Linked DNA regions of Homo sapiens: region 2 is linked to region 1. A link is a contact called in ENCODE Hi-C or POLR2A ChIA-PET data. All regions are on one chromosome and are shown on one strand. The core of a region is the stretch at or near the end of the contact, and the rest is flanking DNA. Distances in the headings are between cores, read along the strand shown. Region 1 holds the start of SPRR2A (small proline rich protein 2A). Region 2 holds the start of PRR9 (proline rich 9).

Region 1 (7,098 bases), core at 3,159-5,658:
TCCCCATATTAGATTTCAAACAGTTTTTTTCCTCTTCAAAATTTTTCACAATTTTGTTCGTGTTTCCTTATTTTCCTTTTTGACTTTTTTTGGAAGGAAACCACAGCCTATGCACATTCACTATCTTGAAAAGATTCTTATGAGGAGAAGTGTCTGATTCATTCTATCATTTACCATATGTCCTTCTTAATCTCATTAACATTAAGCAACAGGAGTACTTTACATTACTAATAGCTCTTGAAATTATGCTCTTAAATATTCTGATCTAACATATAGAGAAAATAACAGTAGAATCTATAAGGTCTATTCACTTTGGGAAGGTTAGTGCTAATGAGCTATTCAGTTTCTTATAAGGATTTAGCCTAAAATTTAGGTAATTTGCCACCAGAAGAAATGTGATATTTGAATGAGTGTTTTTTATTAATGTCCTAAACAGCTAACCACATAACAGTAAACTAAATTGGAGGTAACATTATATATATTTTCACATGGAATGCTAAATATCTATGTATGTTAATATTTTACAAATGAACACATCCACATATTGCTATTTACTGTATTTAGATTTATTTTCTTGTATTAACTGAATTCAGAGGAAAGTCTTAGAGAGTACGAACAACTAGGAACTGATCTAAATTTCTGCTTAGATTAACTCTCATTTTTATCACATAAGAATAAACGTCAGGATCAGCCCATCTTATTATTTCTGCCCACTTCATTCAAATAATATATTTGCATTTGCTTTGTCCTAAAAACTTCTGGCACACAGTTAAAATAAGGATAATATAAAAGATCTTAAAGAGAAAGCAAGTATCTTTCTTAACCATAAACAACTTGAAATTGATATTTTGTCTCTATTTCTTTCATTAACAATGTGTTACTTTAGCATTTTGAGCACTATCTGTAGCCTGTGCTAAGTATTTATATGCAGTCTCTGATTTAATTGTTTTCTCATGACAATTTAGTGGTAGTTACTATTATTATCACCACGTTCTACTATCCTTACTACCTGTCCTGCTAATCATCCATCTCTTCCAATTTCATCATATTATGGCCAATTTATGCTTTCTATCCACCTGGCTCTTGGATAGTAGACAAACTCATTCCTGATTTTGTTATCCTAGAATGATCTCCCAATTTTGGTGAATGATTTCACAGACACATACAGCTATTGGGTGTCTGTGGTTACTACGATTCTCACATTTGGAGAGAACACCATTTGTAAACATCTGTGTGTATATGTCAATACTCTGAGGAAGGGGGATTATTATTGGAGTTTTCTTCGAGAGAGATTTTAGAAGGGATGTGATCAAATGTAGAGCTATTACAATAAAACTACTGCTACTTACATCCTGCCCCACCTTTAGTGTCTAGCCAATAATGCTTAAAAAAAACCCAAAAAACCCACTATCTCACTAACTGAGCAATGGACAGGCTTGTCTCTTGTTAGCTTTTCAAAGTAGAATTTTAAGATTCCTTACTCAATAATAGGTAACATTTGAAGCATACTTTGAAAAGTTAAATAAGAACATAAACATCATCTGTAATTATACCAGCCATATATAATCACATTTAGTATGTTGTTTTATGTTTCCCATCTTTTAATGAAAATGTTATCATGCTTTACATACATTTTTTAGTATAATTTGAATATTTTAAATAATATTACATAATCTCCCAAAACATTCTTCTTAATTACTTTCAGAATTCTACCATATGTTTATCTAATTCATCGAATTATGGAAGGACAATGGAGACTAAGCCTGCTATTCAGAAATAAAAGCAGAAGGCAGATATGCATGGGGACTGGTAGTTACCATTTCTCTTAACATATCAAGAATATTTTGCAACAATTCCTGTTTCTTTGTTTTTTCATATTTTATTTTAAATCTTCACTTGCCAGCACTATTTTGTATAGCAGAATGTATCATAGTAAAATGTGAGATAAAATGTTGAATCAAATATTACACCAAATAAAAGTTTTTGTTCTTTCCTGTCATTTTTATGAACTAATAATTCGTACTTAATGATCCCTTACAAAATTAGGAAGTAGAAATAATAGGAATGAATCTAAGGCTATCAGACTGTTAAGAAACATAAAGCTAAGCTCTTTAGACATGAAGATAGATGATAGATAAATAAAGACCCATGGAGTGCGTGTGTATGTGTGTGTGTGTGTGCATGTGTGAAGTATGCCTCGCTCCATGTATCAAGGCCTGGATGTCCTAACTTGGGGAAGCTGTGACTGTTAGCTGCCCCTCTTCATATTGTGGCCGTTCCTCATGTGGCTGCTCTGTGTGGAACTCTGAGTTTCAAGTTCACCACCTCAACTTGTAAAGTGAGCCTGTCTGAGATGCGGGGGGCACTAGGGCTGCTGCCATTCTAGTGCCTGCACTGGTGTGATAAGCCTCCTGTTGGAATGCGGTGTTCTCAGAAGGGGTGTCGCAGGGTGTGACTCAGACTGTGTTATCTCACACAGTGATCTCATCTGGCAGCAAATTCTTCAATTTTGCATGGCACAAATCAGATATTTCTTTAAGGATTTGTGTTTTAGATGTGATGTGAGGCTGTTGGGGAGTAGTAGGGGACCTATTGAGTAAAGGCCCTTTACTTTGCCCAGTGAAGTGCTTGACATGTGTAATAGTCTATAGGAAACACTTGGTGAGAACACCATTTGTAAACACCTGGCCTCAAGGTTCTGATATGTTGGCTCTATTTCTGTAGTGTCCTGGCCAGTGATGATCTTAGCCAAAAGCCCTTCCTTACTGACAGGAGAAATAGCAGTTCTGGGTACCTAACCTGCTTAACTGAGGGATGTGATGCTGGGTTCATTCAACACATGTTCTTCCTGGAGCATAGCTGGTGACTGCTCTGATGATTTTGTCTTTCCTCTTCCTCATTCCCCTTTCTTCTTATCTACTTACAAAACCACATTCTTGGAAAGCTTCCTGATTAATGGTCCAGATAAGGAAGCTCTAGCAATATCACTTTAAATGCTTAATATACAATATTTAGAAAACCTTATGATTGTAAAAGAGCTTAAAAAAGATGTGAAAGAACAATCACTAAATGCATTGACAACATATGTGTTAAGTGAACAATATGTACCAAAATGGACAGATGAGAGGTGTACATTGGGGTGTGAGTTGATAATCCAGCAGACTGTGGGACTAGAGGGTCTACGGAAAAAACAAAGGAAGAACATACAAACAAATTTTAAAACACTGTCTTTCAAACACCTAAAACCTGTTTGGAAATAGAGAGCAAGAATACATATTGGATTACACTTAGCTTTTATTTTCCTCTAGATTTCAGACTTTAAGTGCTCTGAACTTCTGCACTCTGCAAACCTACTTCTAATTATTTACATATGATAACATGAGTCTATGCAGCTTGTTCTCTATAGGATATTCACAGGACACTACAGAATGTTTTGGGAGATTATGTAATATTTAAAATATTCAAATTATACTAAAAATGTATGTAAAATGTATTGAACATAGGCAAGTTTCAATACATAGATTTTGAGTGAATGCTTGCAACTTTGGTTCCATTCTCTCTACTTCCTTAAGGTGGTGTCCAAGAGTACATTTTTATAAATAAAAAGTTATAGTACACATCCCTAAGGGCAGCAAGTAGAAAACGTGCTAGGGAGACTCGATCTCACTTTGGAATCTATCCTGGGAGACAAATGCCTCTACAAATGGATTAGAGAAGACAGTTTTAAAGAGGAAGATAATACAGGTAAAATCTGGGGTTTTATGAGAGAAAGAAAGAGGTAGAAGAAAAAATTTCAAGCTCGAACAGGGTCATCAGGTGGCACAATGCGGTCAATGCCTGCAAACTCAGGGGTAAGTATTATTCTCCCTGTTTACAGTTCCGTGGAGGAGAAGTGACTTGCCTGTGGTCATACAACAGAGCAAAGAAAAGGCTTGAGCTAGAACTCAGGCCTTTGTTAGGTCTCCCCTTCCTCCTAGCACATTGGCAAATTGCATGAGGAAAGTAGAGGTACAGTTGAGTTCATGTACAACAATAAGGCATTCAGGTAAAGTGAATGAGGGCAGAAGTTTTATGATTTAGGGAAGGTGTAAGACAGGAAAATATCTTTGTTCCCAATTAAGAAAGAGATCCCTTGACCATCAGTTAGAGATTCCCCCAAGTCCCTCTTTGCCATAAGTCACTGAAACTGAGATCCAAGGCATGGCTTCTGTGAGTCAGGAGAGCTTAACCCAGAGGAGAGATTTCAGAACAGGATATTTCCTATTTTGAGTATCCTGCTCATGCCAGTCATGGATAAATTTGCATCTGGCTTAAGAAATTACTGGATCAGCATTGTTTTGGGTAGTTTCACTTCCTGCTGGGTGGGGTAGCAGGCTCTATAAAGAGATCCTCTGCTGCACGACTCTTAAACCCCTGGTACCTGAGCACTGATCTGCCTTGGAGAACCTGGTGAGTCGGCTTCCTTGAGTTCCTCTGTTCTTTGTGCCCTGAAATGTTGAGTTTAATCTGAATATGGCAAGTTTGGTGGATCCAATCCTATGAAAATTGACTTGATGCTACTTAGTGGATGAAAATTTAAGATTAGAGCACAATTATATGCTATTTTAGCTTTCTTTTGTTATACAGGTAGGTATCCATATGGACAGAGAAGTTAAGGGGTAACCTTTGATATGAAGAAGAAAAAAGAACAAAGTATTTTTCTTTATTCTCTGTCTTTCTAGTGTCCTTTACAAAGGTTTGTGTCTTAGCAGGTGTGAAAGACTACAATTCTCCCTGAGCAGCCCTTTGCTCTATGCCCAAGTCAGCCCACTTGGACTTTATAACAGATAATGATGATAGGAATAGCATATTAGATTGCCCAGGGTGTCTGAACTTGTGACTGCCTTTCTTGAATTGGTTATTTTCAGGGAAATAAGATGCTTGATTCTTTATAACAGAGATAATTTATTTGGAAAAATTGTATGAGAAAACACAGGATTTCCTAGGGACAATGAAGCAATTTGTTAAAGTGGAAGGGAGAAACCAGAAAGTCTTGAAAAGGTAATTAAGAATTTAAATAATTTCTTGGAGATTGGAGAAATAATATGCCATGGTATTACACAAGCTTTGGCTTCTCTCTCTGGAGGATTCCCTTCCCACGAACACTGTTGTATCATTTCTTTCAGATCCTGAGACTCCAGCAGGATGTCTTATCAACAGCAGCAGTGCAAGCAGCCCTGCCAGCCACCTCCTGTGTGCCCCACGCCAAAGTGCCCAGAGCCATGTCCACCCCCGAAGTGCCCTGAGCCCTGCCCACCACCAAAGTGTCCACAGCCCTGCCCACCTCAGCAGTGCCAGCAGAAATATCCTCCTGTGACACCTTCCCCACCCTGCCAGTCAAAGTATCCACCGAAGAGCAAGTAACAGCTTCAGAATTCATCAGGACCAAGAAAGGATAAGGATATTTGGCTCACCTCGTTCCACAGCTCCACCTTCATCTTCTCATCAAAGCCTACCATGGATACACAGGGAGCTTCTTTCTCCTTAGCCAGTAATCTGCCCATGATGATCCCTGACAGCAAAAAGTTTCTTTTCTGAGGCTGCCATACTGCCACTGTCCAGGTGGAGACTGAGCAAAGGAAGTCCTGGGCTGTGCCAGCTCCCAGAGCTTCGGAAGAAAGAGCAGCAGCTCTCTCCCTGGGAACCATCAGAGAATTCTGTTGATGTGTTCTGTGTCTGTCTGTCACCTGGTCACGAGCTTCTACCACCTTTGCAATTGTCACTTATCTTTCACTCCCTGAATAAAGTATCTATGCATATATATTTGTGAATGGATCTTTTGTTTATTTTCAAATCTGCTTTATTAGCAATAGTATGTAATCTTTTGGATTTATTTCAATCTTTCTTTGATTCACAGCAGGATCTCACAATTGGAGTCATACCAAAGATTATTTCTGTATCATTTTAAACCCCTTTTATTTTCCCTAATTAGCATTTGATTGATTTGAGGAGGATATTATTCAACTTCTCTGAATTGACAACTTCTCTTTACTGCAAAGTGAGCAAAATAACATTTACATTACAAACTAGTCTAAGGCATAAAATTTGATTACTATCTGATATTTGGTTGGCACAATGCCTGACACGTAATTAGCTGTCATTTGATAGAGTTGTATTCGCAGCAACATATTATCATTGTTTTCACCATCACCATCCTCCTCCTCCTCCTCCTCATCATCATCACTCCCCACTACAACCACTACCATATTTGTTCCAGCAAGAGAGTGGCTTGGGTGTAACTAACATAGGAAATAAGAAGACTCTCTAATGTTATTTGTATTGATTCATAATACTTGTACACATTTACTGCATACATGTGATTTTTTACATGAATAGAATGTGTAATGATCAAGTCAGGATATCAGGAAATTTAGGGCATTCATCCCCTGCAGCATTTATCATTGTTCTTTATTGGGAACATTTTAATTCTAGCTATTTTGAAGAACACAGTACATTGTTGTATACCGTAGTCACCTTCCTCTGCTATCAAATATTAAAACTTACTCATTTTATGTATCCATATGTTTTTACTCGTTAACCAGTATTTCTTCATTCCCCATCCCCCTGAACACCCTTCCTTGCCTCTGGTATCTCTCATTCTACTCTCTACCTTTATAGATCATCATTTGTAGCTCCTACATATGAGTGAGAACATGCAATATTTGTCTTTCTCTGCTTGATTTATTTTACTTAACATAATGACCTCCAGTTCCATCTGTGTTGCTGCCAATGACAGGATTTCATTCATTTTATTACAATGGACTAGTATTTCATTGTGTGTATATACATATTTTCTTTATTCATTCATTCATTAATGGACACTTAGCTTACACATCTTTTCTGTTGTGAACAGTACTGCAATAACCGTGGGAGTTCAGGCATCCTTTTTGCGTACTGATTTCCTTTGGATAGATACACAGCAGCTGGATTGCTGGATTGAATAGTAGTTCTGCTTTTAGTTTTTTGAGAAATCTTCTTACTGTTTTGCATAGCAATTGTACTAATTTACATTCCCACCAAGAGTACACAAGGCTTCTTTTTTCTTTACACCCTCTTCAG
Region 2 (7,098 bases), core at 2,685-5,184, 160 kb before region 1:
GCTGTCCCACTCCCTTGGGTATTTTCTTTTGTAGACTAAATATTTTTCAACTCTTCCTGATGTGAAAGTCTTTCAGGCCACTGCTCTGCTTGCCCACCTCCTGGCACTGTCGCAGGTTTCCAGAGTCTGGCTTGGCATAGTAGTTTCTCCATAAATATTTTGAGTGATTGAGTGAATCCACAGCTCCTCCTGTGAATTCCTGTCTGTTTGTATTTTTTCCTCTTGGCATATGGGGCCCACAGATCCACTATTGTCTCATGTTGAGTTAACTGTTAGCTAGAACCCCTAACATCCAGGGCTTTCCTTGGTAAGGCCCCTCCCTACTTCCTGAAAGGCTCAGCACAGAAGCGGCAGCTGGGGAAGTCTGAATGCTGTGTCCTAGCTGTCCCTGTGGCCTCTGTGGCTGTGGACCTGGTCTGTGTCTTAAGAGACCAGGCTGCAGCAGCAGTGGCCCAGGCAGTGGCTGGGGCAGACCTCTGTGAGGATGAGGAGGTGTGGAGGTTCCTATGACAGAGCTAGATGAAGGCCTGCTGGCTGCTTGGCGTTTGCTCTCCTATCTGCAATCTGCAGACTTGTCCCCTTCCTAACCGTAGAGGCCTCCCCTGTAATCAGCAGATTTCCCCTCTCTCTGATAAGTCTGGACTCTCCCTGTTCATTAGCCTCGTGCTTCCTTTAATGCCTGGGTGTCTGATCTTGGACTCCAATCTGTGCATGCCTTTGATGCTGGAGAACAAAGATGTTTCTTGGACTTGAGCCAAGCTGGAGAAGAGTCTGTGAACAGAAGCTTCACTGATAGGAAGGCCTCTCTGGCACATCTCCGCAGGATGGAGCTCTGGGAGCTGCTGGCCCTGGGGAGCAGCTGGTTTATTCCAAGGTTGGAAAATGGATGAGAAAACCTATTTCGACTAGGCAAGGAGGCAAGAGAACTGTGATTCAGGCATCTGGAGATGTTCAGGGACTTGAGATATCCAGGAGGTTTTCAGAAAGGTATCCTTGGTGCATGTGGCCTGCAGAAGAGACAGCTCGTAACTCTGCACAGGGATACTGACTGCCTGGTTCACCACTGTCTCTCCAGTACCTGGCATGGTGCCTGACACCTGGTAGGTATCAGGGAGCATGTTTTAGGTGGATAAATGAATGAATGAGTTTCTGGAAATCTCTTCTGTATGCCATAGCACTTTCATTACAAAAGTGAGAGCTCCATTCTGGAGTCAGAGGGACTTGGGTTAGCATCCTGACTTCACCACTTACTGGCTTTAGGACAAGTTCCTAAGCAAATGGGCAGCACAGGAACTCCCCAAGGCTGCTGTTAGAATCCCCATAGAGAATGTGCATGGAGTTCAGGGCCTGGTCCATGTCACCCACAGACTCAGTGACCCTCAGTTTAGCCAAATGACTGAGACATAGAGCTCTACACGCCCTACAAGGAGGGGCTGTCCCGGCCCTCCACCTCTTCCTCATGAGGATTGAGAAGGGAGGGGGCACCTGTAGAATGGGTAAGAAGCTACATCCCCCCTAGGAAGCTGGTCCTTGGCATAGCTTCCTTTGGGCTCAGGTCGGAGCTCGGGGCACTGCCGAGGGAGCAGCCTGTGGTTATTTCATGTCAGTACAGTGCCCTCTCCACCCGTTCACAAACCCCAGTGGCCACTGCCTGTGTTTCCTCCATGGGTGGGGGGCAGCAGGCCGGTTACCCAGGCCCCAGGCCTACCTGAAACCTGGCCAGATGGCAGGGCAGACAGTTTTGGTCCTCGAGTCTGCATTAATCTCAGAGGCATGCTTTGCTCTCTCCTTTGACACAGATGCTATGTTTGTAGGTGTTATGAATTGATTTGGGATCCCTCTTCCACACATCTCCCCTCCTTTCCATTTCAGCCTTTCCCTTTGGAAAGCAAGGATCAGAGAGGAAAGATGCTGTAGTAGAAAGAACCTGGACCTGAGGTTTTGAGTGTGGGCAGGTCCTAGCCCCTTGCTGGATTTTCTCATGTGTGAAGTGCACAAGTGGGTGAACCTAGGATATGTTGTGGGTGGGGTGGTCTCAGTGACCTTCAGGAAGCCTCTTTCAGAACTGCTGTTTTATGCACCGGTGAGGTCTGTGTTTTATTCCTGTTTCAGATTACTCCCCTCCCCCACCAAAGGAGAAGACAGTTGTCACAAGGACAATGAGGGGTTTGATGGTGGAGAAAAGAGAGCACACGTCAAGTCAGATATCAGCCTTAGGATCAGCTTTATTATGTATTTTACCTTCACCAGGGAGAAGAAGGCAAGGAAGCTGGAGAACAGACCAGCCTGCATCACACAGACACAAATCACATCTCTAAAGAGTGTACATGGTGAGAACTAAGGGCCCACATTAGACCAGCTATGAAGCACAGAGATTGACAAGGGCACCAAACATCCATCTTATCTTTCCCTTCTGGTTGTTTGGATTCAATCGTTTACATACTTTCGGTTCATTTTAAAAAAGCACAACCAACATTTCAAAGTTCAATAATTTGCTGTTCTTTTTAGTGTACAGAGACAAAATCACCAAATTTTTGATTTTTGAAACACCGCAAGCCGCTTTGTCTCAACACCTGTGGTGGTGGTGGTGGTGGAGGTGGTGGTGGTGGTGATAAGTGGAAAGTCCATCAGAATTCAGTTTGTTTTGAGGCTTATTTGAGAGCCTGAAACTCTGAAAGATGAATGAAGGTATCCTTGGCTGTTACACACCCAGAGCTGGGTGAATTTTTGCACCAAGGAAGCTGTGCTAGGCTTCTGTGGTCTTCCCTGACAACCACACCATTCCTACATTTGAGACCTTCCATCAGACTGCTGAGAACAATGCTTATTCACAGAGGGTGATGAAATACAGAAAGAACTGTCTTCAGAGACACAGACCAAGTCCTGGAATGCTAAGGAAGCCAGGAGGCAAGAAGGTACATTGCACACAGAGGTACCCACAGAAGAAGGTCACCAGAGCGTGGGCTGGGGTCAGGGTTTCATCTGCTGGCCATCTTCTTGAACCCAGATGACATATGAGCAGCTACTTTCCCTTGCCAGGGGATGAGCACTTCTCCTGGACTTTCTGTGGGCAAACCTCCACACATTTTGTCTGGAATAGCTCCTGGCATGGCTCTGCACACTGAGGTGGACACTGGTCTTGGCATGGAGGTAGGTATGGCTCTTGGCCTTGCTGTGGGCATTTTTCTTGACTTGATTCCTGGCACTGAGAAAGACATACCTCCTGGGCCTGCACTAGACACTTATCTTGGCAGGGGTGCTGGCATGTGGGGAGGCACACCTCCTCAGCCTTTGCTTGGCACTGCTCCTGGGTCTTTGGGAGGCATGGAGGGGGCACACATGGCTGCTTGCACTGCTGCTCACTGAAGGACATCCTAGGGTGATTTGCAGAGCCTGAAAAAAACACAAGATTCGAAATTATCTGTATTAAAAATATCAGCATGGGAACTGGGGAATGAAGGGTTGAGAAAGAGGAATGAGGAGTGGATGGAAGAACTAATGGAATGGAATGAGGAGTGGAAGTAAGAACTAATTTCTTGGCTGCTTTTTATCTCTTTCTCTTTTCTATCCTGGCTGCAGCTCCCTGTGGCACCTGTCTCCAAAGTGGGAGTGTTCTCCTGGCCTCTGTCTAGACATCCATAGCTCCAAACCCCAGTCTTACCACAGGTTTTTTTCCCTTCTCTTCTAGTCTACGAATCCTTTTGAAAATCAGGTGCAAGAGACTAGACTAGATAGGCAAATTCTAGTCTGGATAGAATATACAGGATAGTTTGTGAGGCCCAAGAAATGGCAAACCACTTAAAAAATCAGTAGAAAGTACAGTCCATAAGAGGAACAGAACAGCGGCCGCCTAAAGACAGAGTAACAGGGAGAGAGAGGGCACAGATGCCCCACTTACCTGATCTTCAACAAGACTCAACAAAGGCTGTGGACTGTGAAGCCCAGCAAGGTGGGACTTTTATATGTTGCTTAGTCCAGCCTCCCGCGGGACTGACTGGTCACATGGGCTGTGGTATTAATTGTGGAGTCACCATAACAAGCTTCCTCTGAAATTGCCGATGGTTTGAGTCACTGCTTGGGATGCCTGTTAATCAGACTGCATTTTGGCCTGTGGGTCCTCACCAGACCTCAGCAGGGAGGGGCTTCTCTCAGATCTCTCTCATCAGAGGCAGCAGGAAAAGAATGTTCATAAAGTGTTATCTCAGTCTGTTCAACCAGGATTCCTTGTCTGCCCAAACTGGTACAGGATGTGGTGAGAGATAAGATCCACCTTGCTCATCTCATCTTCACCAATGGGAAGATTTTATGCCTAAGGCCTGGGGCCTCTCTGGGTCAAGGGCTTGTATGGCCTGTTGCAGACACTTCTTCATCAAGCCTAGAAAGTCACCCTTCAGATGCAAGGATGAAGGCTCGTCCTGTGGTTCCAAGCGAACAAAGGGCTTTCAGCCTGCTGAAGAGAGTGATTTTCCTGCGTGATGGTCTTGAGGGAAATTGCGGTTCATTTGTTACTCTTGGGTTGTGAAGTGGGGTGAAGGGGAAGAGAGAGGAAGGAGAAGGCAGACAATCTTCATCTTCTCAACCTTGATTTATGACACCCTTATGAAAGTGGAGTTACTCACAGAGTTTTCATAGTGACCAGGAGAACAGGCTGGAACAAAGTTAACTTGTCTCTTTGCCTTCTGGAAAACGTTTTCTTAGAACTCAAGTCAATAAAAGTCAGGGGATGAAAGGAAAAGTTTCAAAGCAAACACACCCAGTTTTCTCTACCTCTACTTTCTAGTTTGGGCTGTTAGTTTTTACCTGGTGTGTTCTCCCTGTGCCTGTGGGAATCCTAAGCATTCTGCAAAGCTTTACTCATGTCTACCACCCTCTGAGAGCCTTTCCTGATTACTCTAAACCAGAAATGAATCCACCTCTTTATGCACTCCCATGGTATCTATTATTTATATTATTCATATGACATTTACTATTGAAATTAGGACTTTCCAGATATTTATATATAGATCTTATTTTTTCCTGGGTTATAAGTTCCTAGAGGATAGGTACTATGCCATAGGTATAGTAAGTGGAAGATGATGGAAGACAAATGATTATTGATGGGGTAAATGTATTAATGAAGGAATACAGAAGGTGGATGTGGGAGAGCTGGGAGTAGAGGAAAATCTCATTTAATTGAAAATGGGAAAAGATTTACTTTGAAAGAAGCCCCCATTTCCTTAAAATGGTGGTTCTGTGTTTGCTGAAGTTGACCAAATTCAAGGGTCTTTAAATATGATGATGTTCCCTTCCTTTCTCCTTAATTTAAAGTTATGTTCTCACACACAGGGGCCTGTTGTGGGGTGGGAGGAGAGGGGAGGGATAGCATTTGGAGATATACCTAATGTTAAATGACGAGTTACTGGGTGCAGCACACCAACATGGCACATGTATACATATGTAACTAACCTGCACGTTGTGCACATGTACCCTAAAACTTAAAGTATAAAAAAAAGTTATGTTCAATCTCTTAACTTGAAGGGGTAGGTTTAAGTCATTTCCTAAGAAGAATATTTGGCTAAAATCAAAAATGTCTCAAATGTTTATATAGGTTTTGGATGCTTGATACCTGAAAAGTTTTTAAAAGGTAAGCTGGGGAGATCAGGAAGCATTTTTGACCTTTGAGACTGGTTCTCAGAGGTTAATGTGACATCACCATGAGCCCCATTGAGGTCCTGGCAGTAGACAGAGGCCTGAGAGTGGAAGGACTTGGAATACCCAGGTGTATATCTGAAGAGAAAAAGTCATTTGGGGCATCTGGGAGAGTAGGTGTAGGGTGGGGAGACTCATCCTTCTTTTTCTCCTCCTTTTTCATCTCCTCCTTTCAATTCTCTTCCTCTTTGTATTTTTCATCTTTTCTTAGAATGCTGTTGAAGAGACAAAGCAACTCTCCTGTGTCCTAGAAAGCAAGGAATTCATCACAGATTTTAATAATATGTTCTTTCAGTCACTCATGGCCCCTATGTGATGTCGATGCATTTCCCTTCCAAAATGACTCACAGTTCCATGGAGAATATGGCCAGAGGTAAGCCCCTGTGCTCCAGAAGAAGGCCTCTTCCTTGGTTTTGGGTGGAAGGTCATGGAAGGCTCCTGGGGGAGGGGATGTCTGTGCTTTGTCTTACCGGACAGTATGAGTTACCCAGGCAAGGACGGTGGACAAGGGCATTTCAGGTGGCCTCTAGGAAAGAATCCTTGTTGGGAGGCTGTTGAAGTACAGAGATACAAGTGAAATGAAAGGATAGATGGAGGCCAGCTTAGGAAAGGAATGAGCAAGAGAATCCGGGAAGAGACCTTCTTAGCTGGGATTTCTGGAAGTTTCCTGTGACAGGATGCATGAGATGACCTTGCTCATGTCATGTATGCCTGTGACTTTGGTTAAGCCCCAGGACAAGGAGACTAAATAGAAATGTGCAGAACAAGAGACTAGATCGTGTTCTCATGGAGGGGAGGTGAGCCCAGTTAGGTAGAGCCCAGAGTTTGACTCCTCTCACTGGATGCCCTGCCTGCCATCAAGTTGATTCATGACAGTGGAACAATCTTGAAATTGACCCCAAAGTCCTTCTGTGGTAGGCAGAATAATGGCCTCCTAGATATGTTCGCCACCTAATCGCTAGAATTTGTAAACACGTTAGGTTACTTGGCAAGAGAGACTGAAAGTAGTGAATAAAATCAAAGTTGCTAATCAGACTACTTTAAAATAGGGAGATTATCCTTGATTATCCAGGTGGGGCCAACATAAGTGTACGGCTCTTAAAAGCAAGAAGAGTCTGTCAGAGTGATGTGATTTGAGAAAGACTTAACTGGCCATTGCTGATTTTGAATATGGAAGGAGTCCACGAGCCGGAAATGAGGGCGGCTTCTACAGTCTGGAAACAGATTCTCCAGTAGGACCTCCGGAAAGACGTGCAGCTTTGCAGGCACTCTATTTCAGTCTGGTGAGACTTCTGTCAGCCTCTGAGCTCCAGAACTGTCATAGGATTCACTTTTGTTGTTTTAAGCCACTAAATTTGTGGTAACTTGTCACAGAAGCAGTAGAAACCTAATAACCTTCCTAGTGCTGGA

What was found. A loop is a pair of places that touch in the nucleus more often than their neighbours do. ChIA-PET counts read pairs that join two places held with the same protein, here RNA polymerase II (POLR2A). Pooled maps may share reads with other maps.
Region 2: a loop to region 1 is called in a map of dorsolateral prefrontal cortex, with 2.1 times the contacts of the local background. The contact joins the promoter of PRR9 here to the promoter of SPRR2A in region 1. A Hi-C loop is called at or near these places in 1 of 168 maps with a recorded cell type or tissue (dorsolateral prefrontal cortex) and 5 of 50 pooled maps. POLR2A ChIA-PET finds 5 or more read pairs at or near these places in 1 of 52 experiments (H1).

The regions. Positions count from the first base shown.
Region 1 is chr1:153,054,822-153,061,919 of GRCh38, reverse strand. SPRR2A (small proline rich protein 2A) reads left to right here and starts at 4,408. Exons shown (of 2, transcript NM_005988.3): 1 at 4,408-4,449; 2 at 5,166-5,800. The coding sequence starts at 5,185. The coding sequence ends at 5,403.
Region 2 is chr1:153,214,420-153,221,517 of GRCh38, reverse strand. It overlaps PRR9 (proline rich 9), which reads right to left and starts at 3,934. Exons shown (of 2, transcript NM_001195571.2): 1 at 3,899-3,934; 2 at 2,208-3,393. The coding sequence starts at 3,373. The coding sequence ends at 3,023.